Regions from separate parts of the Homo sapiens genome. Here region 2 is linked to region 1. The links are chromatin loops, found by intact Hi-C in ENCODE. Cell type or tissue: B cell. All regions are shown on one strand. Each heading gives the region's core, and the rest is flanking DNA. Links, peaks and the distances in the headings are about the cores only. Region 1 overlaps EIF4ENIF1 (eukaryotic translation initiation factor 4E nuclear import factor 1). Region 2 overlaps SFI1 (SFI1 centrin binding protein).

Region 1 (4,393 bases), core at 175-4,174:
CAAGATGCCGCCTTAGGACTATATGATACTTCAGTTTTAAGACCAGGATATCAATCAGGCATTTGCATTTATTTAGGATTTATTTATCAATTACCTGTCTTATAACTGGATAGAAATACGAATAAAAATTTGTAAGACTGAGATAAACACAGTTCCAAATACAAAGACATACCTAAAGGCTGTTCAAAATTCTGAAAAAAAACTGTCAAAGAACATACAACCTATAAATCACCAGTAAAGATAGGAGTCAGCCAGGTCCAGTGGCTCACATCTGTACTCCCAGAACTTTGGGAGGCTGAAGCGGGAAGACTGCTTGAGTCCAGGAGTTCAAGATCAGCCTGGGCAATATAAGGAGACACCTGTCTCTACAAAAAATATTTTAAAATTCATCGAGTGGGCCGGGCACAGTGGCTCACGCCTGTAATCCCAGCACTATAGGAGGCTGAGGCAGGCAGATCACTTGAGGCCAGGAGTTTGAGACCAGCCTGGCCAACATGGTGAAACCCTGTCTCTACTAAAAATATAAAACTTAGCCAGGTGTGGTAGCGGACGCCTGTAATCCCAGCTACCTGTAGGGAGGCTGAGGTTGCAGTGATCTGAGTTCGCGCCACTGCACTCCAGCCTGGGTGACAGAGCGAGACTCCGTTTAAAAAAAAAAAAAAAAAAAATTCACCAAGTGTGGTCCCCGCTACTCAGGAGGCTGCGGTGGGAGGGTCACTTGAGGTCAAGGCTGCAGCGATCGCACCACTGCTCTCCATCCTGGGTGACAGAGACCCTGTCTCAAAAAAAGAAAAAAACAAAACACACCACGGGAGACTCCAGAGAAATCTTCAGGGCAAACATGGTGTCAGATCTGTAGGGTTAGCACAACTTTGGGGCTGGGGGGAGGGGTTCAGGGAGGATGGAGCAATAGTAATTATGAAAATATCAGATATTACTGTAACACAGAAATCCTAAGGACAAGAGGGCTTAAAATTTTTCTAGTAGAAACAGGAAGGACCTTGCAATATAGGAAATACTTATACATAATGCTACAGGAAAAACCACTGCAAAGCAATTTTTTACTCTTAAAAGTAACTAAAGATTATCACATATCCCCTTACTACCCCATGCAGATACTAAGAACCCTAATGTGCTATTCAATCAAAGACAATCTTTCACGCTTAAATGTGTAAATTCTTAATGTAGGGAAGTTTCTAAGTGGTGTTTTGTTTGAAACTTTTAACTCCAAAGGTAACAGGGATCCCAATAGGTGTTCTCAATTACCACTACAGCTGTTTGCTGAACTCTATAATGATTTTACCTATTTATTTAGGAGTCACCTGGGAAAGGTTAATACTTTAACACAACCACAAAACATCCAGAAAAGCCTAATTTTGGTCCTATTGACGAGGAATCAAAAAATACTTTAACAGAAGTAACAGTCTTAAAAAAAGGAAAATAGGAGGCTAAAGAGAGAGGACAACTAAACATAATATGGTATCCTGGATAGAATCCTTGAACAGAAAAAGGATATTAGTTTAAAAATAGGAAAATATGGGCTGGGCACGGTGGCTCACACATGTAATCACAGCACTTTGGGAGGCCAAGGCGGGTGGATCACTTAAGATCAGGAGTTCAAGACCAGCCTGGCACGCCTGTAATCCCAGCTACTTGGGAGACTCAGGCAGGAGAATTGCCTGAGCCTGGGAGGCAGAGGTTGCAGTGAGCTAAGATCACACCACTGCACTCCAGCCTGGACAACAGAGTAAGATTCTGTGTCAAACAAACAAAAAAATTAGCCAGGTGTGGGGGTGCACACCTGTAGCCCCAGCTACTTGGGAGGCTGAGGTATGAGAATTGCGAACCTGGGAGGCAGAGGTTGCAGTGAGCCAAGACTGCACCCTTTTTGAGGGAGACCCTGTCTCAAAAAAAAAAAAAAAAAAAGGCAGGGCATGGTGGCATGCCTATTGTCCAGGCGACTTGGTTGAGCCCAGGAGATCCAGGCCGCAATGAGCTGTAATTGTACCACCGCGCTCTAGCCCGAGTGACAGAAAACCTGTCTCAAAAAAAAAAGAGGCCGGACGTATTACTTGAGGTCAGGAGTTCAAGACCAGCATGGCCAACATAGCAAAACCCTGTCTCTACTAAAAATTAAAAAATTAGCTGGGTATGATGGCGCATGCCTGTAATCTCAGCCTCACTTGAGAGGCCGAAGCAGGAGAAATTGGTTGAATTCAGGAGGTGGAAGTTGCAGTAAGCTGAGATTCTCCAGCCTCGGCAACAGAACAAGACCTCTGTCTCCAAAAAAAAAAAAAAAAACAAAAAAAACAAAAAAAGAGAATTTGAAATTGAGAGGTTATTCAAAGTTAATGTTTTGTTCAATATAATCTTTCCTCTTAGAGTTATTGCTCTAATCACAGAGTGATAAACACCAACTACTCTCAGTTAAGAAGAGTTAACAAAATTCTCATTTTCACTTCCGTATTCCAGTTTTCGTTGTTGACTTTACATGCTTAGCATACATAGGTGTGATGCTTAAGTGAACAGATGTACAAACTTCACAGGCCTGTAAGAGCAGAAGGCAGAGTAGCAAGCTAGTTACACACTGACATTAACCACACCAGCAACATTATTTGTGCCAGGGCGCACTTTTGACCAAATACAATGGCTAAAACATAGCTCACCTGTCCATAGAGGATAAAGAGCCATTTTCTTCACTGAGAAATGGGCTTAGAAACAAGACAACTCTTGGGTTGTAAAAGTGGCAGGGAGTCACTGTAAACATCTAGGTAAACAGTATTTACTGTTCTTGAAAAGTAAGACTTCTTAAATCAGTTCCATGGTGTCAAGGAGTGTAAGACCTCCCATTTGAAACCATATGGAAAATGATGCATTTGTGCAATTTCTGCAGTGAATGTTCACACCTTCAAAAGATTTCCAATGAATGCCCAAGAGGTTAAAAATTATTGCTTCCAACTGAGCATGTTTCTCAAAATATGGCCCAAGGTCCACGTGGACATTTAGGGAAAAATGAGAGAAAACTTCCTCACTGTTTACAGCACTAAATGTGTTACCTTCCAGCATGATCCTAAGATGCTTAAGGTGGTATCCCAGCACAAGAAGATCCCCTACTTAAGTGGGGAAGAGAGAAACCATGAGCTAAGTCAATACAGTTTGGGCCAGGCATGCTGGCTGACACCTGTAATCTCAAAACATTGGGAGGCCGAGACCAGCTATCACTTGAGTCAGGAGTTCATGAGCAGCCTGGCCAACATGGTGAAACCACGTCTCTACTAAAAATAAAAAAACTAGCTGGGCCTGGTGGTGGACACCTGAAATCCCAGGTACTATTCAGGAGGCTGAGGCACAAGAACTGCCTGAACCCAGGAGACAGAGGTTGTAGTGAGCCGAGATCATGCCACAGCACTACAGCATGGGTGACAGAGCAAGACTCTGTCTCAAAAAAAAAAAAAAAAAAAATGCTGAGTGCAGTGGCTCACACCTGTAATCCCAGCACTTTGGGAGGCCAAGGCGGGCGGATCACGAGGTCACGAGATCGAGACCATCCTGGCTAACACAGTGAAACCCTGTCTCTACTGAAAATACAAAAAAATGGCCGGGCACAGTGGCTCAAGCCTGTAATCCCAGCACTTTGGGAGGCTGAGGCGGGCGGATCATGAGGTCAGGAGATCGAGACCATCCTGGCTAACATGGTGAAACCCCGTCTCTATCAAAAATACAAAAAAATTAGCCGGGCGTGGTGGCAGGTGCCTGTAGTCCCAGCTACTCGGGAGGCTGAGGCAGGAGAATAGCGTGAACCCGGGAGGCGGAGCTTGCAGTGAGCTGAGATCGCACCACTGCACCCCAGCCTGGGTGACACAGAGAGACTGTTTCAAAAAAAAAAAAAAAAAAAGTTTGCTCTCTTTACAACTGTCCACATAATATATCCTGTGTGCCCAGTTTAGTGCCACACATAGACAGATGACTCTTGTCCCCACCCCTACAGCTCTTCCAGTCTCTCGAAAGAAATTTTTTTTTTTTTTTGGAGATGGAATCTCACTCTGTCACCAAGGCGATCTCAGCTCACTGCAACCTCTGCCTCCAGCGTTCAAGCAATTCTGCTGCCTCAGCCTCCTGAGTAGGTGGGATTACAGGCTCATGCCGCCATGCCCGGCTAATGTTTTTCTTGTATTTTAGTAGAGATGCGGTTTCATCATGTTGGCCAGGCTGCCTGAGCTCAGGTAATCCGTTTGCCTCGGCCTCCCAAAGTGTTAGGATTACGGGTGTGAGCCACCATGCCTGGACAAGAGAAGAGTCTTTTTTTTTTTTAAATATGGAACACTTCATGAATTTGCGTGTCATCCTTGCGCAGGGGCCATGCTAATCTTCTCTGTATTGTTGCAATTTTAGT
Region 2 (4,393 bases), core at 216-4,215, 50 kb after region 1:
CCTGGACCGAAGCCATCTGCCTGTCTCAGCTTCCCAAAGTTGCCCCTTTTTTAATTGGATTTTTTTTTTTTTTTTTGCTGTTGAGATGTTTGAGTTCTTTGTATATTCTGCATATTAATCCTCTGTCAGATAGTTTGCACATATTTTTTATAATATTTGTAATCCCATTTTTTTTTATGGAGTCTTACTCTGTCACCCAGTCAGGAGTGCAGTGGTACAAATTTGGCTCACTGCAACCACCACCTCCCAGGTTCAAGCGATTCTCCTGCCTCAGCCTCCCGAGTAACTGGGATTACAGGTGCATGCCACCACGCCCAGCTAATTTTGTATTTTTAGTAGAGATGGGGTTTCACCATGTTGGCCAGGCTGGTCTTGAACTCCTGACCTCAAGTGATCTGACTGCCTTGGCCTCCGAAACTGCTGGGATTACAGGCATGAGCCACCACGCCCAGCCTGTAATCTCATTCTATAGGTTGTCTTTTTACTCTGTTGATTGTTTCCTTTGCTGAGCAGAAGTTTTTGAGATTATCCCATTTTGTTTACTTTTGCTTTTGTTGCCTGTGCTTTTGATGTTTTATTCATAAAATCTTTTCCTAGACGTTTGAAGTATTTCTTCTCGTAGCTTTCTAGTTTTGGATCTTACATTTAGGTCTTTGATCCATTTTGAGTTGATATTTGTATAGGGTGAGAGGTGGGGAGTCTAGTTTCATTTTTCTGCATGTAGATACTCACTTTTCCCAGCACCATTTATTAAGGAGGGTGTCCTTTCCCCAATGTTCTTGGAGCCTTTGTCAAAAATAAATTGGCACTGGGTGCGATGGGTCACACCTGTAGTCTCAGCACTTTGGGACACCAGGACAGGCGGATCACTTGAGCCTGGGAGTTCAAGACCATCCTGCGCATGTGGCAAAACCCCATCTCTACAAAAAATTAGCCAGGTGGTAGCATGTACTTGTAGTTGCAGCTCCTCAGGAGGCTGAGGTGGGAAGATCACCTGAATCTGGGAGGTCAAGGATGCAGTGAGCCGTGATTGCATCACTGTATTCCAGTGGGGCAACAGAATGAGACTCTGTCATTCATAGATAGATAGATAGATAGATAGATAGATAGATAGATAGATAGATAGATAAAGTAGCTTAATAACTTGATACTCTCTGTTCTGTTCCATTGGCCTATGTGTCTGTTTTTATGCCAGTACCATGCTGTTTTGGTTACTACAGCTTTGTGGTTTATTTTGAAGTCTGGTGGTGTGATGCCTCCAGCTTTGTTCTTTTTGCTGAGGATCACTTTGGCTATTTGGGATCTTTTGTGGTCCTATACAATTTTTAAGATGTTTTTCCTATTTATGTGAAGAATGTCACTGGTATTTTTATAGGGCCTGTGTGCATTTTAGCATGTTCTTCTGTCCTCTGTTCTCAACCTTTTTCTGCAAATTGGTAACTGGATTTAGAGACTTAATTAGATTTAAGTTTTATTTTTTGGGAGTAGTACTAGATAATCTTATAGAAGCAAAGCACTGAACAGTACCATACTCAAATATGATACCTGTATTAGAGCATTCTCATGCTGCTATGAAGAAATATCTGAGATAAGTAATTTATAAAGGAAGGAGGTTTAATTGACTCATAGTTCTGCATTTCTAGAGAGGCCTCAAGAAACTTACAATCATGGTGGAAGGGGAAGCAAACACGTCCTTTTTCACATGGCGGCAGGAAAGAAAGTGCAGGGTGAAGTGGGGGAAAGCCCCATATAAAACCATCAGATCTCGTGGAAACTTACTCACTATCATGAGAACAGCATGGGGGAACTACCACCATAATCTAATCACCTTCCATGAGGTCCCTCCCATGACACGTGGGGATTATGGGAGCTACAATTGCAGATGCGATTTGGGTGGGGGCACAGCTAAACCATATCAATACCTATGTTTTGTTGTTGTTGTTGAGACAAGAGTGTCACTTTGTCGCCCAGGCTGGAGTGCATTCAGTTCACTGCAGCCTCTGCCCCCTGGGTTCAAGTGATTCTCGTGCCCCAGCCTCCTGAGTAGCTGGGACTACAGGCGTGTGCCACCACACCCGGCTAATTTTTGTATTTTGTATTTTTAGTAGAGACGGGGTTTCACCATGTTGTCCAAGCTGGTCTCAAATTCCTAACCTCAGGTGATCCGCCTGCCTCAGCCTCTCAAAATGCTGGAATTACAGGCTTGAGCTACCGTGCCTGGCCATCAATACCTACGTTGGAACTATCAGGGAATTTTATTTTTTTCTTTCTTCCTGTCCTGTCTTGTCCTGTCCTGTCGCCCAGGCTGGATGGAGTGCAATGGCATGGCTCACCGCAACCTCCGCCTCCCGGGTTCAAGCGATTCTCCTGCCTCAGCCTCCCAAGTAGCTGAGATTACAGGCACCCGCCACCACATCCGGCTGACTTTTGTATTTTTAATAGAGACGGGATTTCGCCATGTTGGCCAGGCTGGTCTCAAACTCCTGACCTCAGGTGACCCTCCCGCCTCGGCCTCTCAAAGTGCTGGGATTACAGGCATGAGCCACTGTACCTGGCTGAGAACCTGTCTTTAAAAAAAAAATTAGATTGCTTCTACCTTTTGGCTGTTGTGATTAATGCTTCTACCTTACTTTTTATAGTTACCCCGTGCCCTGCAAATATGTTCACTCTTGACTTTCATTTCTTTAAACATATTCATTTTAGCATATACAGCTGTGTGTGTGTAAAGAAAAAGGGGTATGTGGGAACAGTCTGTTCGTTCTTCACAATTTTGCAGTAAACTTCGAATTGTTCTTAAAAAACAAAATCTAAGAGACTGATTGTGGTAGCTCACACCTGTAATGCCAGCATTTTGGAAGGCTTAGTTGGGAGGATTGCTTAATCCCAGGAGTTCAAGACCAGCCTAGGCAACATAGCAAGACCCTATTTCAAGAAAACAATACAATAAAATTTTTTAAAAAGTATATTAAACTTTGTGTGTGTGTTTGTGTGTACATACGTGTGCTTTACCCTCAGTGCAGATATTCTGAAGCAAGAGATCAAGAATGAGATCAGGCCGGGTACAGTGGTACATGTCTGTAATGCCACCCCTTTGGGGGGTTGAGGCAAGAGGATTACTTGAGCCCAGGAATTTGAGACTAGCCTGGGCAATATAGTGAGACCCTGTCTCTAAAAAAATAAAAATAAAAAATTGGCCGGGAACAGTGGCTCAAGCCTGTAATCCCAGCACTTTGGGAGGCCGAGGTGGGTGGATAACCTGAGGTCAGGAGTTCAAGACCAGCCTGGCCAACATGGTGAAACCCCGTCTCTAATAAAAATACAAAACTTAGCTGGGCACGGTAGTGGGTGCCTGTAGTCCCAGCTACTAGGGAGGCTGAGGCAGGAGAATTGCTTGAACCCGGGAGGCGGAGGTTAAACGAGCTGAGATCGCGCCACTGCACTCCAGCCTGGGCAACAGAGTAAGACCTTATCTCAAAAAAATAATAAAAATAAAAAGTTAGCTGGTCATGGTGGTGCATGCCTGTAGTGTCAGCTACTCAGGAGGATGTGGTAGGAGGATTCCTTGAGCCCAGGAGTTCAAGACCAGCCTGGGCAACACAGTGAGACCTCATCTCTTAAAAAAAAAAATTATCAGGACACAGTGGCGAGCACCTGTGGTCCTAGTTGCCTAGTTGCTTGGGAGGCTGAGATGGGAGGATCACTTGAGCCTGGGAGGTCGAGGCTGCAGTGAGCTGTGGTCATGCCACAGCAATCCAGCCTGGGCAACGGAGTAAGAACCTGTCTCAAACAAAAGAAAACTGTGTTAGGCCTAATGACTCCAGGGGGTGCCCTCCAGCTCTGTAGTTCCTGCCTAGAGCTGACCCAGCAGTACCCACCTCTAGTGGTTGGCCAATATTTCTGTCAGATTGGGCTGCTTATTATCCTTGCAGCATAGGTATTGTCAGTCTCAATGAGCTTATCTGTTTAATTTTGCTTGTATATTAAAAGTATTTGCATCACATGCAGAGATAACTTTATTCTCTCCTTGCCTCTTTCGTCCTCAAATTTAAGGTATTTTAAGGATGGTGCAGTTAAGAAACCTTATTCTGCAAAGACACTGTCCAACAAGAAGTCTTCTGCATCCTTTGGGATCCGGAGGGAGTTACCTAGTACCAGTCATCTAGTGCAGTATCGTGGCACACATACTTGTACCCGACAGGGCCGGTTAAGAGAACTGCGCATCAGGTGAGCTTATGAGTGGCCACCAGTCTATGGGTACTTTGCTTTTGTTCTCCTTTCTTGGTTAAAATGGGGGAATGATTCTTATTCTTCCACCGCAATTAGTGGGAGATCTTGATGCCTGTTCTTGGTAGTAGAATGTTCAGATGAAAAGGATATTCAGGAACCTGCAGAC

What was found. A loop is a pair of places that touch in the nucleus more often than their neighbours do. Peaks named below come from ENCODE experiments on the same cell type or tissue, not always from the same donor. Only the 100,000 strongest peaks of a DNase experiment are listed, where the experiment ranks them.
Region 2: a loop joins it to region 1, with 2.4 times the contacts of the local background. A loop is called at or near these places in 3 of 110 quality-filtered maps.

Annotation. Positions count from the first base shown.
Region 1 is chr22:31,475,074-31,479,466 of GRCh38, forward strand. The region is part of intron 2 of EIF4ENIF1 (eukaryotic translation initiation factor 4E nuclear import factor 1); the gene reads right to left. It also overlaps the pseudogene RNU6-28P. Among named protein-coding and RNA genes, the nearest start is that of EIF4ENIF1, 13 kb to the right of the region's middle. In B cell, for the core only: no CTCF peak of the experiment used is centred there; a DNase peak (open chromatin) is centred at 2,488; H3K27ac peaks cover 1,238 bases.
Region 2 is chr22:31,524,640-31,529,032 of GRCh38, forward strand. It overlaps SFI1 (SFI1 centrin binding protein), which reads left to right. Exons shown (of 33, transcript NM_001007467.3): 3 at 4,051-4,224. Among named protein-coding and RNA genes, the nearest start is that of SFI1, 30 kb to the left of the region's middle. RefSeq lists an enhancer at 1,587-1,796. In B cell, for the core only: no CTCF peak of the experiment used is centred there; a DNase peak (open chromatin) is centred at 1,752.